Regions from separate parts of the Homo sapiens genome. Here all the other regions are linked to region 5. The links are chromatin loops, found by intact Hi-C in ENCODE. Cell type or tissue: CD4-positive, alpha-beta T cell. All regions are shown on one strand.

Region 1 (5,000 bases), 76 kb before region 5:
AGGGCATGGGGAATAAGAGGTTCTCTCCCCTGACAGAACTTGAAAACTAGTTAAAATGAAGTGAACCTTTACCAACAACTGATAAAGAATGTAATTATATAAAAGGCAACTGAGTGAGCATACAAACATGTGCTTCAAATCACGTTAATGCAGATGCCCCTAATAAAGTCCCATTATTCAAATTAGACCACTTTATCCTTGAACTATTTATCAGAAAACAGCTTGATCATTCATGCTATAACAAGAATATGAGTTAAAGATTGAGTTCTTTCATTAATATAAAATTTGCACCATTTAGAGGGATCTGTTTTCCTTAAAAATTATGCTTATTTGCTATAGTTTGTTAGATTTTCTAATAGGTAAACCCAGTCTCTGCTTCATATACTATTTTTAAATTATTTGTAATGTAGATGTCATTGATGTAGTAGACTGCATGCCTTCATGTCAGTTTCTCTGGGAAAGCTATTTCCATGTATGGCAGATGAAACAGAGGTAACTGGTCAAATGGTTGTAAAGGAAAATTTGAAGTTTTAATTTTATTTAAACAAAGAACACTTAAGCGTCCTATAAAATAGCCAGATTCTTAAATCACAAACAAATCCCTTAAAAATATCAGGAACCGGCCAGGCACGTTGGCTTACGCCTGTAATCCCAGCACTTCGGGAGGCCAAGGCGGGTGGATCACAAGGTCAGGAGATTGAGACCATCCTGGCTAACATGGTGAAACCCCGTCTCTACTAAAAATACAAAAAATTAGCCAGGCGTGGTGGCGGGCACCTGTAGTCCCAGCTACTCAGGAGGCTGAGGCAGGAGAATGGCGTGAACCTGGGAGGTGGAGCTTGCAGTGAGCCGAGATCATGCCACTGCACTCCAGCCTGGGTGACAGAGCGAGACTCCATCTCAAAAAAAAAAAAAATTAAAAACAAAATAATCAGGAACCTATTTTAGACTTCATAGAAAATGGTAGAATGGACCTAATGTGGATGATGGTCAACAGAGTCTTTAGATGCTAACGTGCCCCTCCCTCTGCAGCTTCTCCACATCTCACACTATACTCCATAGCAGAGGCTTTGAAAATACTTTCAGTCAGGTGCAATGGCTCACACCTGTAACCCTAGCACTTTGGGAGGCTGACGCAGGGGGATCACCTGACGTCAGGAGTTCAAGACCACCCTGGCCAACATGGGGAAACCCTGTCTCTACTAAAAATACAAAAATTAGCTGGCCATGGTGGTACATGCCTGTAATCTCAGCTACTTGGGAGGCTGAGGCAGGAGAATCACTGGAACCCAGGAGGCAGAGGTTGCAGTGAGCTGAGATCGTGCCACTGCACTCCAGCCTGGGCAACAGAGTAAGACTCTGTTTAAAAAAAAAAAAAAAAAGAAGGAAGGAAGGAAGGAAGGAAGAAAGAAGGAAAGAAAGAAAAAATATTTTATCAAATAAGATGCCCTAGGTATCACCAGAATTCCCATGGTCTATTCCAAGAGGTATTACTTTTATACATCCTATTATGAATGGGGTAAAAGTTGTTTTCTTTTGCCTTAATATATTCTAAAAAAAAAAAATTGGTTTGCTACCATTGGATTCAAAAGGAAAATACTGATCAAATCTTCAACAGCAAACGAAAAAATAAACTGTAAAAAAAAGTGGTTTAACAAGAAAGAGACAATGCGTAGTTTATATTGTCTTGGAGAAAGTTTCCATCAAGGAAAAGTCTACAGCAATGCATTTACCAACCAAGAGGTTATGCTAGCAACACAGCTGTCAGAAATTTCCTTCCCAGAAACAAAGATAATACAGATGGGGCAGAGACCAGAACACTCGTAAGACTTTCTCATTCTTATGTCTGTATGTTCCAACCCTTCTCTCGGTCGCTCCACTTCCCCTGTCCCCACCTCTTAAGATAATTAAGTTGTGTGGTTTTCTCTGCCCAATGACTTTGAGTGGAAGTGTTTTTGAGCTGAAGCAATGAAAAGCCCATGAGAGATCCTCCAGTCCCTCCTCCCCAGCTCCTGAAAGATCCGGCCTTAGGTTCTAGGTACTGAGATCCTACAAGTCTGTGCAGAGGAGAGTCCCGGTACCGACTCACAATGAATATGAACAGCAAGGGAGAAGTGGACCTCTGTAGTGTTAAGCCACTGAGATCTGCAGATTAATGTGTTGCTACAGCATAGAACTTTGCTGATCACAACTAACACAACAAAAGTATAAAGATACTAAATACCTAAAGTAGCATTAACCAAATGGGAGAGCATAGTAGCCACATCAGAGTCTTCAGAAGATAAAGAGATGAGAGGTACAAAGGGGTTCTGTTTATACTTAAACACAGAAGAGAAAAACAGACGAAGGGAGAGGTTGATGGGACAGGAAGCACGAGATACAGTCTTTCAACCCAAACCACTGAGATGAGGCCATCAGAGGACACAGCTAAGACAGCCACATCCCCAAGCTCCCTTCCCCTGATAACATGAGTCCAAGGAGCAGGGAGATAAGATTCCAAATTATTCCTTCTGACATCCCATCTCTGCACATCATCCCAAAAGCACTAAATAAAACATCTTCAGGGCTATCAGCATCATCTTAGACACAACCCCTTGTTAATTTATGGAGTTGCTCCAGAGATTAAAAGTATAGAACAATTACTAATACAGATGAAAGTCTTACTAAAAGAGGAAAGAAGTAAATAATATATCCAAGAGCAGAATCAGTGAATGTACTAGCAGGCATGTGCTTTATTCATCCCTACTGGGATCCCTGCAGGGCCAGAACCCATAAATCTCATTACTATCAGCTTCACTCGCACTCGCAGACAAGTCCAAAATTGTTTTTCCTGTTGCTATTTTAAAGTCCATCTTAACTAATTTATAAAATTTTGTAATCTAGTTATTGTCAGTGTACACAATCTTCCAAATACCTTTTTCCTACAGTCATCCTGAGACCCTCTTAACAAAATATTTGAAAATGGAGTTGAGTCTAATGGAATATTTTAGCTTAATAAAATCTCTCTCAAGCAGCAACAAATGCTTGCCTACTGATCCGCTTTATCTCTTCTGACAGGATGAATAGACATTACAGCTGTACGATTCTAAAAAATAATAAATCCTTTTACAGATATAGATAAATATCCTGGATAAGTAAATAAAGGAAAGGGGGCAACAGTTGGGTTTGGTACCTCCCTGAGTCACATATCAATATTATCTCCAGGGGCCAGGTGCGATGGCTCACGCCTGTAATCCCAGCACTTTGGGAGGCAGAGGCAGGGGGATCACCTGAGGTCAGGAGCTCGAGACCAACCTAGCCGAGATGGCGAAACCCCATCTCTACTAAAACTACAAAAAATTAACTGGGTGTGGTGGCGGGCACCTGTAATCCCAGCTAGTTGGGAGGCTAAGGCAGGAGAATCTCTTGAATGCAGGAAGTGGAGGTTGCAGTGAGCCGAGATCGTGCCACTGTACTCCAGCCTGGGAAACAAGAGTGAAACTCTGTTTAAAAAAAAAAAAAAAAAAATCCAGGAAAATAGTTTATCTTCCCAGTTGTTTCCATCTGTTATTAGTACCCAACAGACCAGCAGAGGGAATGGGTTGAGTAAGACCAGCTCAGTGAGGACTAGGTATTGAATGGATGAAAATAAAAGGAAGAACAAAGAAAACCCAATTTTATCAGTTTCTTTCTAAAGAGAGAGAACACGATTCACACCATTTTCATCCCGGCTGGTTGAAAAAAGATCGACATTTCGATCAAAGACAATGTATGGAAAAATAGAACTATCCAGATAAATGACGGGGTGTGTTTGACTGAACAATCCTTGGTAACTCTCCAGGGAATTACTGCTCAGATGGCTGCAGAGGTATTTCCTTTACTCTGCCCATTACGATGAAGCTCCAACCTCCACAGGCCATCAGAGCAGCTCCTGTCTTGAAACCTTGTCCTACCTATGGCAGTAGGGACCTCCTGCTTAAAATTCTCTCTTCTCTTGGCTTTCCTAACACCACAGCTCCTGGTTTTGTTCCTGCCTCTCTGGGCAAACCCTGCCCTCTCTTGTTCATTCCCATCTCCGTAGATGACTAAACTATACTGATTCCATCAGCCCTCTCATCTTTTCTCTCTGTGCCTTCTTCCAGGCACTCAAATCCTTGCCATTCATTCAACTTAACTTGTAAGCAGATGACTCTCCAGTCCTGGCTGCCTCTCTCAGCTCCAGCACCTAAATCCAGCTGCCTTCCCGGCATCACCCTCTGCCCCAGTCCCTGTACCATACACTTGGAGACCTCTAAGGCACTTCTCATTCAGCAAGTTTAAAACCACATGGTCTTCCCCGAAACCTGGTCTTCCTCTAGCATGCTACGTAATAGTGAATGGCACCACAGTCCTCTGACCTTTGATACCCTCCTCTCCCTTCTACCTCCAAATCATGTCCAGCTGATCTCTCCTCCTAAAAAGGATCCTGGATTTGCAAACGTTTGTCCTCCACCACATCTCTGGTTTCTGGAACCAAGTCTCTCACCAGAATGAGGAAAGACCTCCCAACAGGCTGCCCCATCCATTCTTGCCCACTTCTAGTTAGTTCTTCACATAACAGTAGGCATGATCCTCCTACACAAGGAGACACTAATCAGGCCACCTCCTTGCTTAAAGCCCTTTGAAAGACTGCCATGGTTCTTGGGCTAAAGCACTGAATTTTTAACACGGATTAAATGGACTAAGACCTGCAAGGTGGCTCCTGCCTACCTCTCCAGCCTCTTCTCACCATAATAATCCTCATTCAAAACACTCCAGCAAATGAGATCTGCCTTCAGTTTTCGTTTGTTTGTTTTGAGACGGAGTCCGGCTCTGTCACCCAGGCTAGAGTGCAGTGGCACCATCTCAGCTCATTGCAACCTCCGCCTCCCAGATTCAAAAGATTCTCCTGCCTCATCCTGCCAAGTAGCTGGGATTACAGGCACGTGCCACCATGCCTGGCTAATTTTCGTATTTTTAGTAGAGACAGGGTTTCCCCATGT
Region 2 (5,000 bases), 420 kb before region 5:
GCTTGTCCTGCTGAGAAAGTACCCTCCGAACAGCTTGGTTACTCAGTTCAGGAGCATCTCAAGTGGCCGATGGGCTGGACCAGATAGAAAAAGGGAAAAAACCCTCACCCCACCAGCTCAGCCGCACCACGGAGCTCTCAAGTTTCCTCTGGCTCACATTTTCCCGGTCACGTTACTGGGAAGAACACGCTGTTCTCAGGGTTTGTTTGCGTCTCTACTTTGGGCCTCTTCTGACGATGCTGCGAGGGAGAACTTGGGTCTAAGAAGCTGCCAGTTCCCTCACGTCGCCACAAGTCAGTTCTGCACCGGGAGCCAGAACTCCTCGGCAAATGTTGATTGGGAAACTGGTGGAGTGACAGATTGCCTCCAGAACAGGATTTACCGAGCGCCCTTCCCACGTGATGTTCCGGGGGCGGTCAAGCTGTCTAGCAATAAGGCAAGGGGTTTAGGGGCTCTGACTTGGAACCTCTAAAACCATGCAGGCACACAAACCCTGGCAAGGGTGGGACACGTTACAGGTACTGCTGGGTCAGCTGGCGTGGGACCCCGCGGAGGAACCAGAACTGGCATCGCTAGGGGCTATTATGTGGGCAGAGAAGGCCGTTTCAGGAGAAGGGGCCCAGGCAGGCTCCGGTGGCCGCAGGAGAGGGGGTTGGGAAGTGTAGCTCCCAAGTGTCACTCCTGACGCATACAGATTTTAACTTTGGGTAACAGGCACATCCTAAAACACTCTGGGCCTCTGGGCTGGGCATTCTCCATTCTCTCTAAGCCATGCACCCCTTTAATACAACACTGCAGTTTTGATGACATTCTAGGGTAGGCCCTGGGTAGAGAACCTCTGCTATATGCTTCAAGAGCCTGGTTCTGCAGGGACCGAGGGATCGTCCTCTCTCCACGCACTTTCAGAACCTGTGTGCAAAGGGACAGCAGCCTTCCTCTGGGTCATTCCTACTTCGGCTGGGGATGGGAAGAGCTCTGTGCTGTGGTCTGAATGTTTGTGCCTCCTGCCCCCAATTTGTGTTTGAAATCCTAACCCCCAAGGCGATGACATTAAGAGGAGGGGCCTTTGGGAGGTGATTAGGCCAGGAGGGCAGAGCCTCCATGGAGAGGATCAGTGCCCTTATAAGAGAAGCCCAAGGGAGCTGGTTTGCCCTTCCACCGTGTGAGGATGTGGGGCTGTCGGCAAATGGGCCCTCTCTAGCCACTGAGTCTTCCTGTGCCCTGAACTTGGAGTCTCCAGCCTCCATAACTGTGAGAAGTAAACTTCTGTTGTTTATGAGCCACCCAGTTAAAAAGATATATTAATAGATCAGACTAAGGCAGTTTTGGAGCTGGGAGAAGTCCCGGCAACAGAGAGCAAGTGCTTGCTGGGATCTGCCTTTGGATAGGAGGCGTTGGGTGGTTGGTCCATGATGGTGGTGGCATATCTTGCCACTGGTGTGGGCACGACTTCCCATTGGTGGGCGTGCACTGCAGTCAGGCCCTCCATGGCATAAGGAGGTAACTGATTTCTCAAGCATGAACAATGAAGAGTCGACAGGACAGGTGAGAGTTGGTTGTGGGTGGCAGCCCAGGCACTGCCACTCATCAGACTGATTCACTGGAATCATTTGGCCAGAAGCAACAACAAAATCATATTCTTCTCCCATTAACAAGTTAGAACTGAGATATTCTCTACCACAGCTTGAGTGGCACTTGGTTACTGTATCTTTTAGGCTCCCAACATGGAAAACAGGCCTCTAATCTGTTTCCTACCATTTACTTGAACACCTCTATCTAAATGTCAGTGACGCTCCGTCTTCTGGCCCACATTCCCCTAGCAGATGCTGGTATGACTTAGGAGCTGGCATTGGTTCTGATGGGTTGGTTCTATATGCTAAATATTTAACTGCATGCAACCTATCACATTTAGTATTTATATAACCCAAAAGAACCACTCCACACCAACAAGGTTAGTCTCTTTTAGTTATTTTGAACCCCTACTGCCCAGCACAGCACCATGCGTGAACTGAGTAACTGCTGAACACGTGTATCTCTGTGCCCACCTTGCTCTGTGCTTCTGGGTCCACACTGCCCCATCGCTGGGGACACTCCTCCATCCATCTCAGTGCTGTCAGCCCTTAGCCTTGCACAAGACCCATTTCCTCTGCCCTTCCACTCTCCTGCCAGCCTAGCCCAGCCCAAAGGTGTTCCATGTCTACAGACTGACAGCACCTTGAGGGCAAGGGCCACACCCCCTCGCATCCCCAGGGATCACTCCCCCAGGGCAACACAGGACAGACAAGATAAAATCTGCGCTCATTGGATTCCTGCTGAATGACCGGAATGCTAACACAGACAGGAAAGCTTGGAAACTTCTCAGCTCTTGGTTGCAGTACATAAAGCGTCCATTTGGAGGGACTCTTGGACAAGGAAAAACCACCCAGGCCTTTTCACGGGCGAAGAAAGCCAGGCCAAAAGGAGTGGCACACTTTTTTGAAAATGTTAAATGCTTTGAAGAAAGAATCTCTGTACCCACAAAGACAAAAGAGCACAGGATGTATCTCCACTTACAGGAAAAATGGGTCAGAAAGGGACTTTTGCTCTTGGTTAAATAGTGATCACGTGGAACTTCTCTAGATTTCAGGAAATAAAATGCACAGGTGTCATCAACCACGATGAACAATTTTTGACTGGGTAATTATAGACTGAGATTCTGTGTACAAACTGGGTCTGGGTGCTGTCTAGTTCACTGCATTTGTTCTATTTATGCTGTATCAAGTCTGCTGACACCGTCTGTGTTTATGAATGTTGCAGAATTTCTGATGTGATCTCTTTCATGTTTAGAAATAATGACCCCTAAATTTTGTGATATTTGTTTCCTTATTACCAGAGACAAAGGCAAGAATAATGAGATACACTAAAAATACACCTGATCAGACATCGCCTCACAGCTTCATATGGCCCTGTACACAAACCTGGACTGAGGGACATTAACCATTTTCTTATTTGGAACCTATTTAGTGAATATTCTATTTTGCTGGTGAGGCTGGCTGCTTGGTGATAAGAGTGAATTTCTGTCCCATTCACGTACCAGAAAACACAGGTTGGCAACTCATCAACCAAAATTCTACTGGAACAAAACTTACATAAGAGAATTCGGAGGACTGTGGTATAAGATGAGAAACAACAATGTTTAGTCCTTGGAAAAAGATCATAAATATTTCATTACTTTCCCTTTTACAATTAGTGGGACATAAAATTTTACATTAAAGTTCTATAATTCTGATGTTTCAAAAGAAAATGAAACCTAGTTGTGAGAGAAATATTTCCCAGGTTATGAGAGACTGAAACGATTCTGCATAAACAACGTAGGAAGATATTTAAGAAAATTTTTTTCTTATTATAGGAGTAACGGGTGCACCCATCATACAAGAAATTTAAAGACATAAAAATATAAAGAAGAAAACTAAAACAACTATACTTCTGCATGGGAGAACCAACATTGGCACATTAGCATGTTTATGGCCAGTATCTTCCACATCTATCTACATTGAAATATTTATTTTTATAGAATTCACATCACACTAGGAATAAAGTTTTAGAACCTGCCTTTATAACAAAGTATGCTTTGAAAACATTTTAAATGTCTAACATCTCATTTTATGGCTAATCAGAATTTATTTAATCAATTCCCTGTTTGGGGGCATCTACAAAGTTTATCATTTTTCACCTTTACAAATAACATAGCAACTGATCATCTTCATGCATAAATATTCATTGAAATTTCTGATACTTTTTTTCTTGTTCTATTTATGCTGTGCAAGTCTGATCATACCCTGTGTGTTTAAGAACGCCACAGATTTTCTGATGCAAAGAAGAATAAGAATACATTCTTGGAAGTAGCTTAAAGGATGGAAATTATTCAAGATTCTTGGCATACATTGCCAAATTACTCCTCTAAAAGTTTACCACAATCCTACCAAAACCATATCAAGAAGTGGTGAGAAAAGTAAAGAATAACACTGTAATTTTGACTTTCTTATTTTTGAGGTTAAATTTTTTTTCCATGGTTATTTGCCCATTTGTATTTATTTCTGCCTGACTTAACTCCTTATTCAAGTTTTCTAGAAGGTAGTAACAAGTTTTCTTACTGTGTTAGAAGAGTTGTTGAGATATAAATGATAAAAGCCTTTTGTCATAGTTGCTGCAAACTGTGTTACATGTCACCATTCTTCTAGAAACAGAGAAGCTTAACTTATTATGTAGTTAAATCTGTCAAACATTTCCTTTTATTTTTTCCATTTCTTTTAGGCTTACAAAAACCTTGCCCTTTCTGAGATTAGCTTAATATTCACCTAAGTTTTAATTATTTTGTTTCTTTCTTATATTTAACTCTTAAGACCATTTGAAATTTATTTTGGTGTACAGTGTGAAAGAAGATCTCATTTATTTTCCTCCAAATGTTTAGACAACTTCTCAACATTATTAGTGGAATAAGCCCTATCTTTCCCATTGGTCTGTGTGGCTTCTGTTTGTTAATGTTCGCTCTGTTTTCAGGGCCATGTATTTTATCTTCTTCAACTTTCTGCTAATTTGTGCAACAAGCTTAGACTTTAAATTGTTCTAGATTTCCAATGCATGTTAGTGGTACAAGCCCCCGACTCGGCTTTCTCCATCCAGGTACACAGAGTTTCCTGACTTGGGGCAATTCTACTTCCACTGCTTTCTTTCTTTCATCTCATAAATCACTGCCCATCCTTTTTCTCAGTGTTTATGGGTCATTTTACTTTACGTGTAGGTCTCATTCATAGGATATCGCTGAACTTTAGCAAAACATCCCATCTGAAAATGGTGGGCAGTTTAATCTGTTACCTTATCCTCAATATTCGTACCCACAAGTACGTACCTGATAAGGTACTCAGCACCTTGGACATATTAACTAACCTCCGCAATAACCCTACTTGGTATCCACATTTTATAGACGAGGAAAGCTGAGGCTTGGAGAGATTAAGCAGTAC
Region 3 (5,000 bases), 370 kb before region 5:
TTTCATTCAAGAAAGATGAGAGAGAAAAAAAGAGAGAGAGGCTGATAGGTAGCTTTTTAAAAAATCTAACAGTTTATGTTAAACATTTTTCCATGTCATTAAATATAAATCAGTGTCACATCTTACTGTATGATATTTCATCATACATTCACACTATGATGGATTTAATCAACCCCCAATTCCTAAACATTCAGGTGATTTTGTTTTTCACTGTTATGAATAACACTACCATGAGCATCTATAAGCACACACTGTGCAAGTGTCTTATCAGTTCCCAAGGATAAAAGCCAGAAGTGGAAATCTTGAGCCAAAGAGGTGAACATAAAATATTAAAAGCAAAAGCTATCCACCGAGAGGCAGAGGTCTGTTTTTGATCAAGCTGCTTGTGGTTGTGCTGGACGCTTGCTGAGCCTGCTGGAATAAGCTTGCCAGTAACCAGTTTTACATCTTAGCTAAAAAGTGATATGTTAATCCTTGGTTTTTCTCCGTTTTTGTTAGGCTTGGGCATTTGGCCGTGCATGAGTTAGGTACCCCCATCAACCCCATCTGCTCAGTGACTGCTCAAAGCCTCCACAAATTGATAGCTGAGGTTTTCTTCTCTTCGATTGTAGCAAGCCATTCTCTCCTCAAAGATGCACTTGATCTCTAATTGATACCCCTTCATTCCTTTTCTAAAACCAGGAATTGGGAAACTATGAAGGTTCAATTTTTTGGGGGGGGATACTGAATTTCCAACCATGCGTTAGTTAAGGATGGCTGGTAGGAAGCCGTAAAACAGGAGAACCTGCCAGAAGAAACACTCACACACTCACACGTAGTTCTAGACTGCTATTGGCCTCTTTGGCACTTAGTTTTAGTTGATCCACTGGATTCGGTTTTATAGCTGTGACTGGGTAAAAGACACTTACACCTTGGTCTTCACTCGTGAAAAGCACCATCACAAGTATAGCTGCATTGTCTGTTAGCACCTGCCCTTCCACGTCTCACTTTGCACTTCTCAGCATCTCTGCATTTGTTTGTGTGCTGGTGGTCACAGAGCATGCAAAAGTATCATATGCATGTATTCCTTCCTCCCTCTCTCCCTCCTTTTCTTTAAACAACAGAAGGCAACACTAATGCACTTTCCCTTGTGGCGTTAAATGTGTCCTAAGCAATGCCTCCCAGAACTCAACCTGAAGAATAATGACCAAAATAGTACTCATTGATACATTCCCCCCAACCCCCACGCCCCAGGACAGCATCAGAGACTTCCAATCCTACATCTTAACCCACTGGCATGGTTTGCTTAGCTGTTAAAAAATTTTGAAGTTTGCCTTTAGGATGGCAGAAACCTACTGTGCACATTTGAAATTCACCTTTCTGGGTTGTTTTTTAAAGCAAAACAAATACCTAATGAAAATATCTCTGCAAATATGCTAATATTTCTACATGTAGCAGACAGTTGTGTTAAAATAAAGGCAGAAATTCAGCACTGTTTGCCACAACAAATGTCTAGTCTTTAGAGCTTAATTCTCTGCTCTGCAGAGGGAGGTTATGACATGGTGGCTGGAATAAAGGGGAGAGGGAGGGATGTGGCATTTAAGTGCATTTCTGTGGATACTTCTAGTGAGAATGCTCTTTTTGAGACTAGAGAAATACTGTAACTGCTAATGTTCCAAATTATTGTTTCTCCTATTAGCCACTTTAAACTTAGAATAACTCAACATTTAAAAGAAAAAATGGCAGGGCGCGATGGCTCATGCCTGTAATCCCAGAATTTTGGGAGGCCCAGACAGGTGGATTACTTGAATCCAGGAGTTTGAGACCAGCCTGGCCAACATGGCAAAAACCCTGTCTCTACCAAAAATACAAAAACTAGGCTGGGCGTGATGGCTCACGCCTGTAATCCCAGCACTTTGGGAGGCCAAGGCAGGCGGATCACGAGGTCAGCAGATCGAGACCAGCCTGGCTAACATGGTGAAACCCCGTCTCCACTAAAAATACAAAAAAAAAAAAAAATTAGCCGGGCTTGGTGGTGGGTGCCTGTAGTCCCAGCTACTCGGGAGGCTGAGGCAGGAGAATGGCATGAACCCAGGAGGCGGAGGTTGCAGTGAGTCAAGACTGCGCCACTACACTCCAGCCTGGGTGGCAGAGTGAGACTCTGTCTCAAAAAAAAAAAAAAAAATACAAAAACTAGCTGGGCATGGTGGTGTGCACCTATGGTCCCAGCTACTTGGGAGGCTGAGGTGGGAAGATTGCTTGAGCCTGGGAGGCAGAGGTTCCAGTTAGCCAAGATCATGCCACTGCTGGATGACAGAGTGAGACTCTGTCTCAAAAAAAAAAAAGAAAAGAAAAAGAGGAAGACAAAAGAAAAAAGGAAATATAACCAAACCAAATGGTAGCCTTTGGGCTCTTGCAACCAACTTAAAGGTAGCCCCAGCCCCACCATGCTTCACCTGTACGCAGAGAGTTCGGAAACATATTTCTAGTTTACCTGTTTATCCATCTTTCCTAAAAGGATGCTGCTGGGGGCAGAGTGGTGGTGGTGGGGAATGAGGCCACATAAATGTGCAGAGTCCACCTTAACTTTCAATGAGGTTTCATTATTTCCTTTTATCTTGTGATACGACCATGGAGAGTCAAAGGAGAGTCTCCAGTTTAAAGATGAAGAGACGGAGGTTCAGGAAAGTAAATGATTGAATTTGAAGCCATGGATAGTTAAGTGGTAAAATCGGGACCTCAACCCATGCCTCTAACTCAATTAACGGGCCTGACCCTGTGCTAGACGCTGAACCAATGGCACATCCTAGTAACATATTGGGCAATAAGGCTTCTTCTGGTATGAGGATAAATAGTGATACATAGGATAGATACCTAAACTTTTTTTCTCCAAGTAGCTCAAATAGACAGAGAACAGAAGGCTATTTTCCCCTGAGGACAGGAAAAAGGGTAAAATGTAAAGCAGCAGCCTATCATGATATGAAAATAAGTGATAATGCTATCTTCTATCTTCATTATCTCTAGATTTCTATTCCTACTACTGCGAATGTGTCCAAGCTGGAGTAGAAAGACAGATACCTTTTAATTCCACTAGAGGGGAATAGAATGACATCAAGAGATACAAGTCAATAGAGTTTTAAAGTTTGTCACCAGCAGAGTAGAGAGGAACCCTGTTGTCATTGCACTTCTGATGAATTTGTGTTTTACAGTGTTCATATCCCTCTCCTTTAAGAAGTCTACTCCAAAGATGTTAAATCAGGCTGAAATTTTTACTCAGTTTCTATGCTACATGCAATTCAAACATTCTGTTCTGGAAAGTGATTTTTCTATCATTCTTTGTTAAGCACACAACATTTGACAGCCAAACCAATGTAATATCATAAAGAACTTAATTGGTATCCGTAAGAGGAAACGTTCTGTACAAACAGAAGTTTCCACAGCAAAGTAGTTCGTGATATAAAACACCATGGGAGACTTTCTTGTGATCTATAGAAAGATGAAGGGTTTGTTCATCAGAAAATTCGTGATCCAGCCCAATGCTGTCCAACAGAATCTTCTGCAATGAGGGAAGTATTTTATCCACACTCTTCAATATAGTAACCATTAGCTTTCTATGACTACTGAGCCTTTGAAATGTGGTGACTCCTAATGAATTCTTTAAATTTCTTTTAATTCATTTATAATTTTTTTCTAATGATGCAATTATTTGCAAATAATTCTTTTTATTTATTTATTTATTTATTTATTTATTTATTTATTTGAGATGGAGTCTCACTCTGTCACCTAGGCACAATCTTGGCTCACTGCAACCTCCGCCTCCTGGGTTCAAGAGATTCTCCTCCCTCAGTCTCCAGAGTAGCTGGGATTACAGGCACCTGCCACCACACCTGGCTAATTTTTTGTATTTTTAGTAGAGAGGGGGTTTCACCACGTTGGCCACGCTGGTCTCAAACTCTTGACCTCAAGTGATCCACCCACCTTGGCCTCCCAAAGTGCTGGGATTACAAGTGTGAGCCACCACGCCTGGCCAAATAATTCATTTAAATTTAAATCACCACAGGTGACTAGTGGCTACTGTGTTGGAGAGTGCAAATTTAGAACCCTCTGCCCAGTGGCACCTGATTTGTTCAAGTCTATGATCTTTTTCTCCCTACTCCTTCCCCAAAGTACTACAATAGTAGAAACAGACTGAGAGAGAGTTTCAGAGTCTGGAGATAACTGGCCAAGATGAAACTGTCCATGTGGCTGGCAATGTCTCTTGAACTGGCCCTTTCATGCTAACCCCACTTTACCAGACTAAGCCAGGCCTTACAGCCCCATATCTAGCCTCTCGGTGGCTTCCTTCCCCATGCCACACTCTACCCCAGTCAGATTAACTCTTCAGGATTCACTGACTGGCATGCATCACTCCTTTGCTCAAAAACCTCTAGTCACTCCCCAGTGCCTACTTAGTCCGGCTACCATTTGACCCAATGTAATTGTTCAGTCTCTTTTCCCACCACAGGACTCTCTGTCAACTTGATGACACCCTACAAGTTTTCCTCAGTGTCTTTGGGTACAGCCCCCTACTCCCTGCCCTGGTCAGGAAAGTCCCTCTCTCCCCTCTCTTCACCTCTTCTCAGCATAGGTTTTAAACATTTCCTTGCCTCAGGGCCTTTGCACTTGCTGTCCATCAGCCTGGAGCCAGGCACCCCAGCTCTTCAGGAGGATGCCTCACTTGTCATTCAGGGCTCAACTCAACTGTGCCTGCCTCCTACTCCTCCAGGTTTTCCTTGACTCTCTCGGTTAAAGGGGCCCTCCAGAGCTTTTGTTCTGTTATCTTATTTCTTATTTAGCTTTATCTTTCTTATTCCATTTTTGTTTAAATTCAACTTTTTCTTTAAAATGTAAATTCTACACGTAGCAGGGACCTGATCTGCCTTGCTCATGGTTGAGCTTCCAGCACCCAAAAGAGGGCCACTGCATCAAGCAGGTTCTTTGTGAACATCTGTCAAACGAATGAATCCTGCATTCCCTCCCAA
Region 4 (5,000 bases), 170 kb before region 5:
GCTCACACCTATAATCCCGGCAATTTGGGAGGCCAGAGTGGGCGGATCACTTGAGGTCAGGAGTTCGAGACCAGCCTGAGCAACATAGTGAAAACCCATCTCTACCAAAAATATAAAAATTAGCTGGGCATGGTGATACATGACTGTAGTCCCAGCTTCTCGGGAGGCTGAAGCAGGAGAATTGCTTAAACCCAGGAGGTGAAGGTTGCAGTGAGCCAAGATTGTGCCACTGCACTCTAGCCTGGGTGACAGAGCGAGATTCTATCTCAAAAAAAAAAAAAAAGAAAGAAAAATTTTTCAGCTTAACTTTTCTGGACTATCTTTTTCAACTTTCTTGAAATGTCTTGTGCAGTTTCCCTTGAATTCTAATGTGATTTCAACTGGTTTTATTCCCCCTGAAGTGATCAAATAAATCATCTTTGGTTCATGCTGTCTTCCTTTGACATCTCACCTGTTCATTAGTATTTTGAAGACAGCTCGATATCGGTGCTGGAATCCCTGCTTCCTGCAAAGGCCTATGGATTCGACCTTCTCTAATCACACATCCCTGCCATCAAATCAATCTATCAGGTTTCTTTATCCCTGTTGACTCTGGCACAGCAGTGCCTACAACCTTCATGCAACATCAGCCACAGAGAGTGGAATCGAAGTGAATCACGTGAGTCGGGCAATTACTGTGTAAAAGCACCATTTACGATGAGAAAAAAATCATACAAGTAAGGGGCTATCAGTCAAACCATTATACATGAGGGTCTCATATATACCTTAAGTCTTTGCTCAGTACCAGCACAGCAGAGGTCAGGAGGAGGAATCACAGAGGCCACAAAAACAAGTTACATGGGATGCATTTTTGCCTAACTTTGTCCTCGTTTGGAGCAAGTCAGATTAAACATTAACTTTCATAATCTAGGACCATCAAGATGCATCCTAGGTTCTCAGGTGAAATATCTGAAACATTTCTTTTAATTTATGCCAATAAATTGATCTTCCCACTCATTCCCTTTTTAAGCACCTGCCATCTTGGCTTTTCACCACCACATTGAAATTGCAACAAATCTGCACTTGATGTTATAAATCCCCCCATACTTAGAAACTCTTTCTTAACTGCTTTCTGTGATATGAAAGTGAATCCCAAATGCACATCTTCAGTCCTGACAGCACAACAGCTCTAGAAAGCCCTTGCCTACAGGACAATCTCCAGTTAAGAGGTACAAAACAAGGCCAGCATCTTAAACAGGCTTTGGCTACAAATAAACAGAAAACCTAACTCAAAATGGCTTAGACCAGAAGTGAACAAACTTTTTCTCTAAAAGACCAGATAGCAAATATTTAAGGCTTTGTGAACCATACTGTCTCTCTTTCATAACTACTCAATTCCACCACTGCAATGCAAAAGCAGCCACAGACAATATGACATTGCTGCATGCCAATAAAACTTTATTTACAAAAAACAAGTGAGGCCAGGCATGGTGGTGCATGCCTATGATCCCAGCACTTTGGGAGGCCAAGGCGGGTGGATTGCCTGAGCTTAGGAGTTCAAAACCAGCCTGGGTAACATGGCAAAACCTCGTCTCTACGAGAAATACAAAAATTAGCCAGACATGGTGGCACACACCTGTAGTCCCAGCTACTTAGGAGGCTGAGGTGGGAGGATCACTTGAGCCCGGGAGGTGGAGGTTGCAGTGAGCCAAGACTGCACCACTATGCTCCTGGAAGACAGAGCAAGACCTCGTCTCTTAAAAATTAAAAAAAAAATTTTTTTTTAAGTGGCTGGTGTCTCATGGACCATAGTTTGCCAACCCCTGCCTTAAACAATAAAGGTTAATAATCTTACAAAAAGGTCTGAGGCAGGAAAACCCCAGGGTTAATTAATTTAGCCACTCAACCACCTACGAAGTTCCTGTTTCCTTCTGCCAGCTTTCCTCATGGTCACAGGATGGCTGCCACTGCTCCAGGAGATACATGCACGCATGGCAACATCCAGCAGCAGCTGAAACAACCTCTTCTTTGTGTCCCTTTTTAGGGTAAAGAAACCTTTCTCAGAAGTTACCTGCTCACTAACAGGAATCACATGCCCACCCTTGAAGGGTATTCCCACGACTGTCTCAAAGCAGTCAGGATTTACCCAAGTTACAAGGGCAAGGGTTGGACAGTTGAACAAAACGGGGGTTCTTGCAGCACAGGAAGAGGAATGGCTCTGGTGTAGATAGTACTGGTGCCAGCAGATGGTGCTACAATAATCTTCCTCCTCAAACCACCTCCCCTCTGCAACCACCCAAATCTTTTAACGTTTCACTTACTCCTTCCTGTCTTCCTGTCTGTTTACTCCGCCTCCCTGGACCATTGACACAACCTGAAATCTTGCTCCTGTATAATCACTTTGCACAACACAGGCTGCCTAACCTTTATGGTCAAACACCACTCCCAAGTTGTCACTCACTAGTGTTTCTCCTCAAAAACTTACAAAAGTTCCTATAGATGATGAAAACCAATTCCTCAGTCGGGCAGAAGGGCGTGACTTCTTGCCAACCTTTCCTTCCCCACCCTACACCAGCACTCCCCACTCCAGCTGGACTGTCTGATCATCGTTCCCCGAATATCCTGGTTCATGTTCACCTCTATCCTAGACTTTCACTCTTGCTTCCTTCCTAACCTGAAATGCCCTATGTTCCTGCAAATAATGACACTTTTCTCATTTTCTAATGCTGGTAGACACAGAAAAAGTAATCCAACGTAGACAAAGGAGGCCTGGGTGTGACTCCTAGCCAGCTCGGCCATTTGCTGCTACATCATCCCTTGCCCAGACAGGGACTCACTGTGCTCAACCACAAAGCATGGTCACGGAGGGTAATTCACAGGATCACTACCAGGACGAAATATGTGTGGTGACACCATACCTGGCATGCAACGGCTTCCTTCCTCCTCCTAACCGGCACCACCTCTAAGAATCCTTTTAACACCATTCCTGCTTCCACAATTTAATGCCGTTTGCATTGGGGTTACCATGTCGCACATACCTTAGAGTTCTTGAAAGGGTAAGATACACGCAAACAAATAATATGCTAACTGAATCGCTGGGTTTCCAAAAAAAAGACACAACACATTCTTTTCTAAGATCGCTAAAATCGCTTTCCATGCAACACTGTTTAGTTTCAGAATCAGGTAAACAGGTCACAGGAACACCATTATTTTTCTCTTCCTACCAGGTATTATGAATATACCTTCAAATGTGATTTTTTTCATGAGACTGCCACCCGACACATTTGACAATGAAAACAAAAGGCCTCAAACAACAGTTTGATATGGAATTGAGAGATTTTCTCCAGACAATAAGCAACAAATAACAATACTCTATCACAGCACCGTGGGGAAGGCCTGGCCTGGGTGGGCAGGACAGAAAAATACCAAACCACACACAGAACAAAGTGAGGACAGTAAGCCTGAGCAGTGCGATCAAATCTGTCAGAGGGCTCGGTGGTTGTAGCCTTGGAGGGAGAGGTCTGTGGATGTTGGTGGAGGTGGGAGAAGAAGGGTCTCGCAGGGATGCGGCCTGTCTGAATTAATCACGAAAAGAAAAGAACTAGCAGCATTCAGTGATTCTGAAAACTTTGGCTACGTTTACTCAAAAATTGTGCAGCTTCTGGGAGCGACAGGACCAACGACTATTTCTTGAATGTTCAAATATGAGCCAGACTTTACTAGACTCTTCTATATAGCAACAGTATACAGGCTGGGCACGGTGGATCATGCCTGTAATCCCAACACATTGGGAGGCCAAGGAGGGTGGATCGCTGGAGCCCAGGAGTTCGAGACCAGCCTGGGCAACACAGTAAAACCCCATCTCTACTAAAAAAATACACACACAAAAAAAAATTAGCCAGGCACGGTGGTGCAGGACTGTAGTCCCAGCTACTCGGGAGGCTGAGGCGGGAGAATCGCTTGAGCCCGGGTGGTTGAGGCTGCAATGAGCCCAGATCATGCCACTGCATTCCAGCCTGGGTGTCACAGCAAGACTCTGTCACAAAAAAAAGGCGGTGGGGGTGGGGGGAACAGCACAGAAACCTATCAATGCATTCCTTACATTGTGCATAGACACATTAAGACAAATTCAGAATATTTATGGATCTTTCATACATTGATTTTTCCAGATTTGGAAGACTTCCATCCCTATCAGTAACTTACTTCAAAGATGTGTGTGTGTGTGTGTGTGTGTGTGTGTGTTTGAGACAGGGTCGTGCTCTGCTGCCTCGGCTATAGTGCAGTGGTGCCATCTCAGGTCAGTGCAATCTCTGCCTCCTGGGTTCAAGCAATTCTCATGCCTCAGCCTCCCAAGTAGCTGGGATTACAGATGCCGCCATCATGCCTGGCTGATTTTTTTATTTTTAGTAGAGTTTCAACATGTTGCCCAGGCTGGTCTTGAACTCCTGGCCTCAAGTGATCCACCAGCCTCGGCCTCCCAAAGTGCTGGGATTACAGGCGTGAGCCACCGGGCCCAGCCTCAAGTAATATTTTTTAAAATATGTGAGGTTCCAGGAGAATGGGAGTTTATATTAGATAGGCATCAAAGAAAACCATCATCATGCGTAATATCCAGAATACTTGCTGTTGCTTTTCTCCAGAAAGATATTCAAAACGTGAAGTGCAAGCTGAGACAAAGCCTTTGACTAAGGAAAGAAATGATGCTTGTCCCGAAGAAATACAATGGGAAAGAATGGTCCTCCTCCAGAGCCTCCCCCTAGGAGTTCACAGCTCTCTACACTTCTGCTAAGACAGCATTATCATAATGCTGCAAAGTGCCAAAGAGAATTGTTTTAATAAACAGGGTTTTTATGCTCTTAAAAAACTTGAAGACAAGCACTTGATTCTATTAGCTAAAGTACACTGCAGCTAGCAAAGGATTCACGGTGGAATGGAGCCACATACTGCTGTCTCCAAACTGACATCACCGGCACTTAAAAGATTGAATTCTTAAACACATTCGGCTCCAGGGAAGCGCTCCC
Region 5 (5,000 bases):
GATCACCTGAGGCCAGGAGTTCGAGACCAGCCTGGCCAACTAGGCGAAACCCCCATCTCTACTAAAAATACAAACATGACAGACGTGGTGGTGCACATCTGTAATCCCAGCTACTGGGGAGGCTGAGACACAACAATCGCTTAAACCCGGGAGGCAGAAGTTGTGGTGAGCCAAGATCACACCACTATACTCCAGCCTGGGTGACAGAGTGAGACTCTGTCTCTAGATAAATAAATAAATAAATAATAAACAAAACAAAACAGAACACCTAACTTGCATGGCTATTGTGAGGATTAAAGGGAATAGGATGTAAAACACTCATGACAGTGTTTGGCTCGTGATGGTGACTCGAGGAACACTAGTTTCCTCTCTCATGCATCCCTCCCATGTATCAGGATATTGTGGCAGAATGTGTCTAGGACAATAGTTCTCAAACTTGAACTTGCATCAGAATCTCCTAGAGGACTTGTTAAAATATAGATTGCTGAGCTGGGTGTGGTGGCTCATGCCTGTAATCCCAGCACTTTGGGAGGCCGAGGCTGGCGGATCACGAGCTCAAGAGATCGAGACCATCCTGGCCAACATGGTGAAACCCCGTCGCTACTAAAAATACAAAAATTAGCTGGGCATGGTGGCGCATGCCTGTAGTCCCAGCTACTTGGGAGGCTGAGGCAGGAGAATCTCTTGAACCCAGCAGGCAGAGGTTGCAGTGAGCCGAGATCGAGTCACTGCACTCCAGCCTGGTGACAGAGCAAGACTCCATCTCAAAAAATATATCTATATCTATATCTATATATAGATATAGATAGATAGATAGATAGATAGATAGATAGATAGATAGATAGATATAGATTGCTGGGCCACAACCCCAGAATGTCTACTTTAGGAGGAGCAGGTTGGGTCCTGAAAAATGTTTCATAAAAAATTTCCAGGTTATACTAGTGATGGTGATGCTGCTGGTCTGGGGGCCATACATCGAGAACCATCAGTCTAGGAGGTAGATATACTTGCATCCAAATTCCTGCTTGGCCCCTTGGCAGTTGTGTTAATTTGGGCAAGTTATTTAACTTTTCTGAGCCACAGTTTCCTAATCTGAAACAGGGGCACGATAACTTTTGCCTGATAAAATGTTGTAACGTGATATGGCAGTTGGGAAAGATCTAGTACTTAATAAATCTTTTTTTTTTCTTTTTCTTTTTTTTTTTAGATGGAGTCTCGCTTTGTCACTCAGGCTGGAGTGAAGTGGCATGATCTTGGTTCACTGCAACCACTGCCTCCCAGGTTCAAGCAATCCTCCTGCCTCAGCCTCCGGAGTAGCTGGGATTACAGGTGCCTGCCACCATGCCCGGCTAATTTTGTGTGTGTTTTTAGTAGAGACGGGATTAAGTCACGTTGGCCAGGCTGGTCTCAAACTCCTGGTCTCAAGTGATCCACACACCTTGGCCTCCAAAAATGCTGGGATTACAGGCGTGAGCCACCGCGCCTAGCCAATAAATCTTCATTAATCTCAATGTTGCCTTCTTTGTGGCAGAGTCTCTTCCTGTTTAGCTTAAGGACTTGTAGTGTTCCAAGGAACTACAGCGACTAGATGATACTGCCCCTAAAATTATGTACATCTTATCTTAGAACCTTTAAAATAAGACATCTGTCATTTCTCAAGAAGGACAATAATAAGATCTGTAGTAGGTAGCAAATTTTGATCCTGAGCAGGTAGCTTAGGACGCCAATTTCATTAACTTCCCACCGGTTTATCTTCTGGGGCAATGAAGGATTAATTTAAAAAGTACTACATCCTGAAGACTGAAAAGAGTTTTACGGAAGAGCATATACAAGTTCATGAGTACCTTCTCTATTGGGTATATGTGGGCTGTGGGCTGTGGGTTGAGAGCAGCTACCCAGAGGCATAAAAGCATTCTCATAAGTTGCAAAGCAGGTACAACGCTAATTGAATTTGTTCTGCTCAGATGACATACTCTCCAGGAAAGAAAAAAAAAATGTTTTCCTGCTGTGAAATTGGTTTGCTGGTGTTCTGACAAATGAAAGCCTTATAGTAAAGGCATCAACTTTAATTATTCATTTCTATTTGCTTAAAGACATATTCTTATGTGACATACATATGCTCATACATTTCCTTGTTGTAACAACATGAACTAAATAAGTCACTTTCACACATAAATGAAACTCCATGAATTATTATTGCTAACGCACGTTCTCTATATTATTCAGCTGGAGAAAAAGTAATGTTTGTGTAATGGGGAAGAATTACAGAGCGAAAGATGAGGATCTTTTTAGTGTTTTTTTCAGGTAGACAGGAAAAAAGGCAAAGGCTACCATCTGCTATTACTGATGATATTACTGAGGAATTGATACATTTCTATCTATAGAGATTTATTAATGTACAACTGGTTCTACAACTTTATTTGTTCAGTCTACATAACCAAAATGAGGCTTCAAGTCCGGAAGTTCCCTGTTACCCAAGGCAAACGTATTAGGGTCTGTTCTGCCATCTGGTGTTCTTTGAAGGAAACATCCACAGAGGCATTATGAGATAAATAGCCAGTGTTGCCTATGTTGGTGGTGGGTGTTACAACCTCGATGAAAAGCAATTCCAGAATCTCTGCCAAATTCCAATAGGAGATAATTTGAGAATATATATTAAGAAGAAAAATATACATACCCTTGGAGTACCAATTTCACTTTTATGAATTCATCTTTTGGATATATTTATACATGTGCACAAAGAAATGTATATAAAAATATTCCTAGCAGTACTGTTGGTAATAGCAGAAGATTGGAAACAAGCTAAACATCCATGAGTAGGGTACCAGTTAAATAAATTGTGACATATTCCTACAATGGATATAGTATAGCATGTTGTTGTTTGAAAAAAAAGTCAAATCTATATTTACAGATATGAAATGATCACCAAGACACACACACACACACACACACACACACACACACACACATATATATGTGTATATATATATATTTTGTTTTGTTTTGTTTTGTTTTGTTTTAGATAGAGTCTCACTCTGTCACCCAGGCTGGAGTGCACTGGTGTGATCTTGGCTCACTGCATCCTCCGCCACCCTGGTTCAAGTGATTCTCCTGGCTCAGCCTCCCAAGTAGCTGGGACTACAGATGCATGCCACCACACCCGGGTAATTTTTGTATTTTTGGTAGAGACAGAGTTTCGCCATGTTGGCTAGGCTGGTCTCGAACTCCTGACTTCAGGTGATCTGCCCGCCTCAGCCTCCCAAAGTGCTGGGATTACAGGCATGAGCCACCACACCTGGCACCAAAACATTGTTAAGTGAAATAAACATGATCAAGAACAATGTGTATCGGTAGGGTGTGGTGGCTCACACCTGTAGTTCCAGCACTTTGGGAGGCCAAGGGGGGCGAATAATCTGAGGTCAGGAGTTCGAGACCGGCTTGGCACCAACATGGCAAAACCCCGTCTCCACCAGAAATACAAAAATTAGCCAGTCATGGTGCATGCGCCTGTAGTCTCAACTACCCTGGAGGTTGATGCAGGAGAATCACTTGAACCCAGGAGGCAGAGGTTTCAGTGAGTCAAGATCATGCCACTGCACTCCAGCCTCGGCAACAGAGCAAGACTATCTCAAAGAGAGAGAGAGAAAAAAAGTAACAACATGTGTAATATGCTGAAATTTGTATAAAAATGTTCATAATGCATAGGATATTTCTAGAAGGTTTAATCAAAAATAAAATTTTGAAGGCCTCCCCACAACCATAGGAATGGACTTCCTCCTTGGCCAGGACACCTAAAATTTAGCCTGAAAGACTTGTTCAGGCCATGATGGGGAAGTGGGGGTCAGATATGCCTCATTATACCCCTCCAGCATTAACATCAATGCAGACTTTTAAGTCTGATATGAAACATTTACAATCTAGTCTCACTGAAGCCTGTTACTGCTACTTGGAGGCTTCATCTGCAGGATAAAACTTTGGTCTCCACAACCCTTTATCTTTTTTTTCTTTTTGAGACGTAATCTTGCTCTGTCACCCAGGCTGGAGTGTAGTGGCGCAATCTCGGCTTACTGCAACCTCCGCCTCCTGGGTTCAAGCGATTCTGCTGCCTCAGCCTCTGAAGTAGCTGGGATTACAGGCGCCCATCACCATGCCTGGCTAATTTTTGTATCTTTTAGTAGAGACAGGGTTTTGCCATGTTGGCCATGTTGGTCTTGAACTCCTGATCTCAGGTGATCCACCTGCCTCGGCCTCCCAAGGTGTTGGGATTACAGGCACGAGCCATCATGCCCGGCTTCACAATCCCTTATCTTAATCACAGTATAATTAAATCTACCTATGACCTGGAAGCACCCCCTAATCTGCCACTGCTTCAACTTGTCCCACCCTTCCAGATCAAACCAATGTTAATCTTACATGTATTGATTGATGTATTGTGTCTCCCTAAAATGTATAAAAGCAAGCTGCACCCCCAACCCCATCCCCTGCTGACCACCTTGGGCACATGTCATCAGGACCTCTGAGGCTGTGTCAGTTGCATCCTTAACCTTGGCAAAAATAAACTTTCTAAATTTGTTGAGATTTGACTCAGATACTTTTTGGTTTACCAAGGATACTCAAGAAAGTGGTTGGCCGGGTGTGGTGGCTCACACCTGTCATCCCAGCACTTTGGGAGGCTGAGGTGGGCGGATCATGAGGTCAGGAGATCGAGACCATCCTGGCTAACAAGGTGAAACCCCTCTCTACTAAAAATACAAAAAAATTAGCCAGGCGTGGTGGCGGGTGCCTGTAGTCCCAGCTACTCGGGAGGCTGAGGCCGGAGAATGGCGTGAACCCAGGAGGCGGAGCTTGCAGTGAGCCGAGATTGTGCCACTGCACTCCAGCCTGGGTGACAGAGCGAGACTCCGTCTCAAAAAAAAAAAAAAAAGAGTGGCAACCGTGATTGACTTTGAGGGCAAGAACCAAGGTGATCACCAGTGAGAAGGTAACTTCTCTCTCACTAT

Evidence for each region. A loop is a pair of places that touch in the nucleus more often than their neighbours do. Peaks named below come from ENCODE experiments on the same cell type or tissue, not always from the same donor. Only the 100,000 strongest peaks of a DNase experiment are listed, where the experiment ranks them.
Region 1: a loop joins it to region 5, with 2.4 times the contacts of the local background. A loop is called at or near these places in 3 of 110 quality-filtered maps.
Region 2: a loop joins it to region 5, with 14 times the contacts of the local background. A loop is called at or near these places in 84 of 110 quality-filtered maps.
Region 3: it touches region 5 in a loop (21-fold over the local background); 56 of 110 quality-filtered maps call a loop at or near these places.
Region 4: it touches region 5 in a loop (10-fold over the local background); 20 of 110 quality-filtered maps call a loop at or near these places.

What each region holds. Positions count from the first base shown.
Region 1 is chr17:66,328,612-66,333,611 of GRCh38, reverse strand. All of the region lies in intron 2 of PRKCA (protein kinase C alpha), which reads right to left. Among named protein-coding and RNA genes, the nearest start is that of PRKCA, 28 kb to the right of the region's middle. In CD4-positive, alpha-beta T cell, no CTCF peak of the experiment used is centred here; a DNase peak (open chromatin) is centred at 2,301; H3K4me3 peaks cover 1,417 bases; H3K27ac peaks cover 2,152 bases.
Region 2 is chr17:66,671,395-66,676,394 of GRCh38, reverse strand. The region is part of intron 5 of PRKCA (protein kinase C alpha); the gene reads right to left. Among named protein-coding and RNA genes, the nearest start is that of MIR634, 110 kb to the left of the region's middle. RefSeq lists an enhancer at 1-200. In CD4-positive, alpha-beta T cell, a CTCF peak has its summit at 2,367; a DNase peak (open chromatin) is centred at 2,584; H3K27ac peaks cover 2,261 bases.
Region 3 is chr17:66,623,527-66,628,526 of GRCh38, reverse strand. All of the region lies in intron 3 of PRKCA (protein kinase C alpha), which reads right to left. Among named protein-coding and RNA genes, the nearest start is that of MIR634, 160 kb to the left of the region's middle. In CD4-positive, alpha-beta T cell, no CTCF peak of the experiment used is centred here; no DNase peak of the experiment used is centred here.
Region 4 is chr17:66,423,790-66,428,789 of GRCh38, reverse strand. All of the region lies in intron 2 of PRKCA (protein kinase C alpha), which reads right to left. Among named protein-coding and RNA genes, the nearest start is that of PRKCA-AS1, 9.4 kb to the right of the region's middle. In CD4-positive, alpha-beta T cell, a CTCF peak has its summit at 2,187 (motif pointing right); a DNase peak (open chromatin) is centred at 2,239.
Region 5 is chr17:66,252,735-66,257,734 of GRCh38, reverse strand. No RefSeq gene overlaps it. Among named protein-coding and RNA genes, the nearest start is that of APOH, 26 kb to the right of the region's middle. In CD4-positive, alpha-beta T cell, CTCF peaks have their summits at 2,338 and 2,537 (motif pointing left); DNase peaks (open chromatin) are centred at 1,894 and 2,494; H3K27ac peaks cover 790 bases.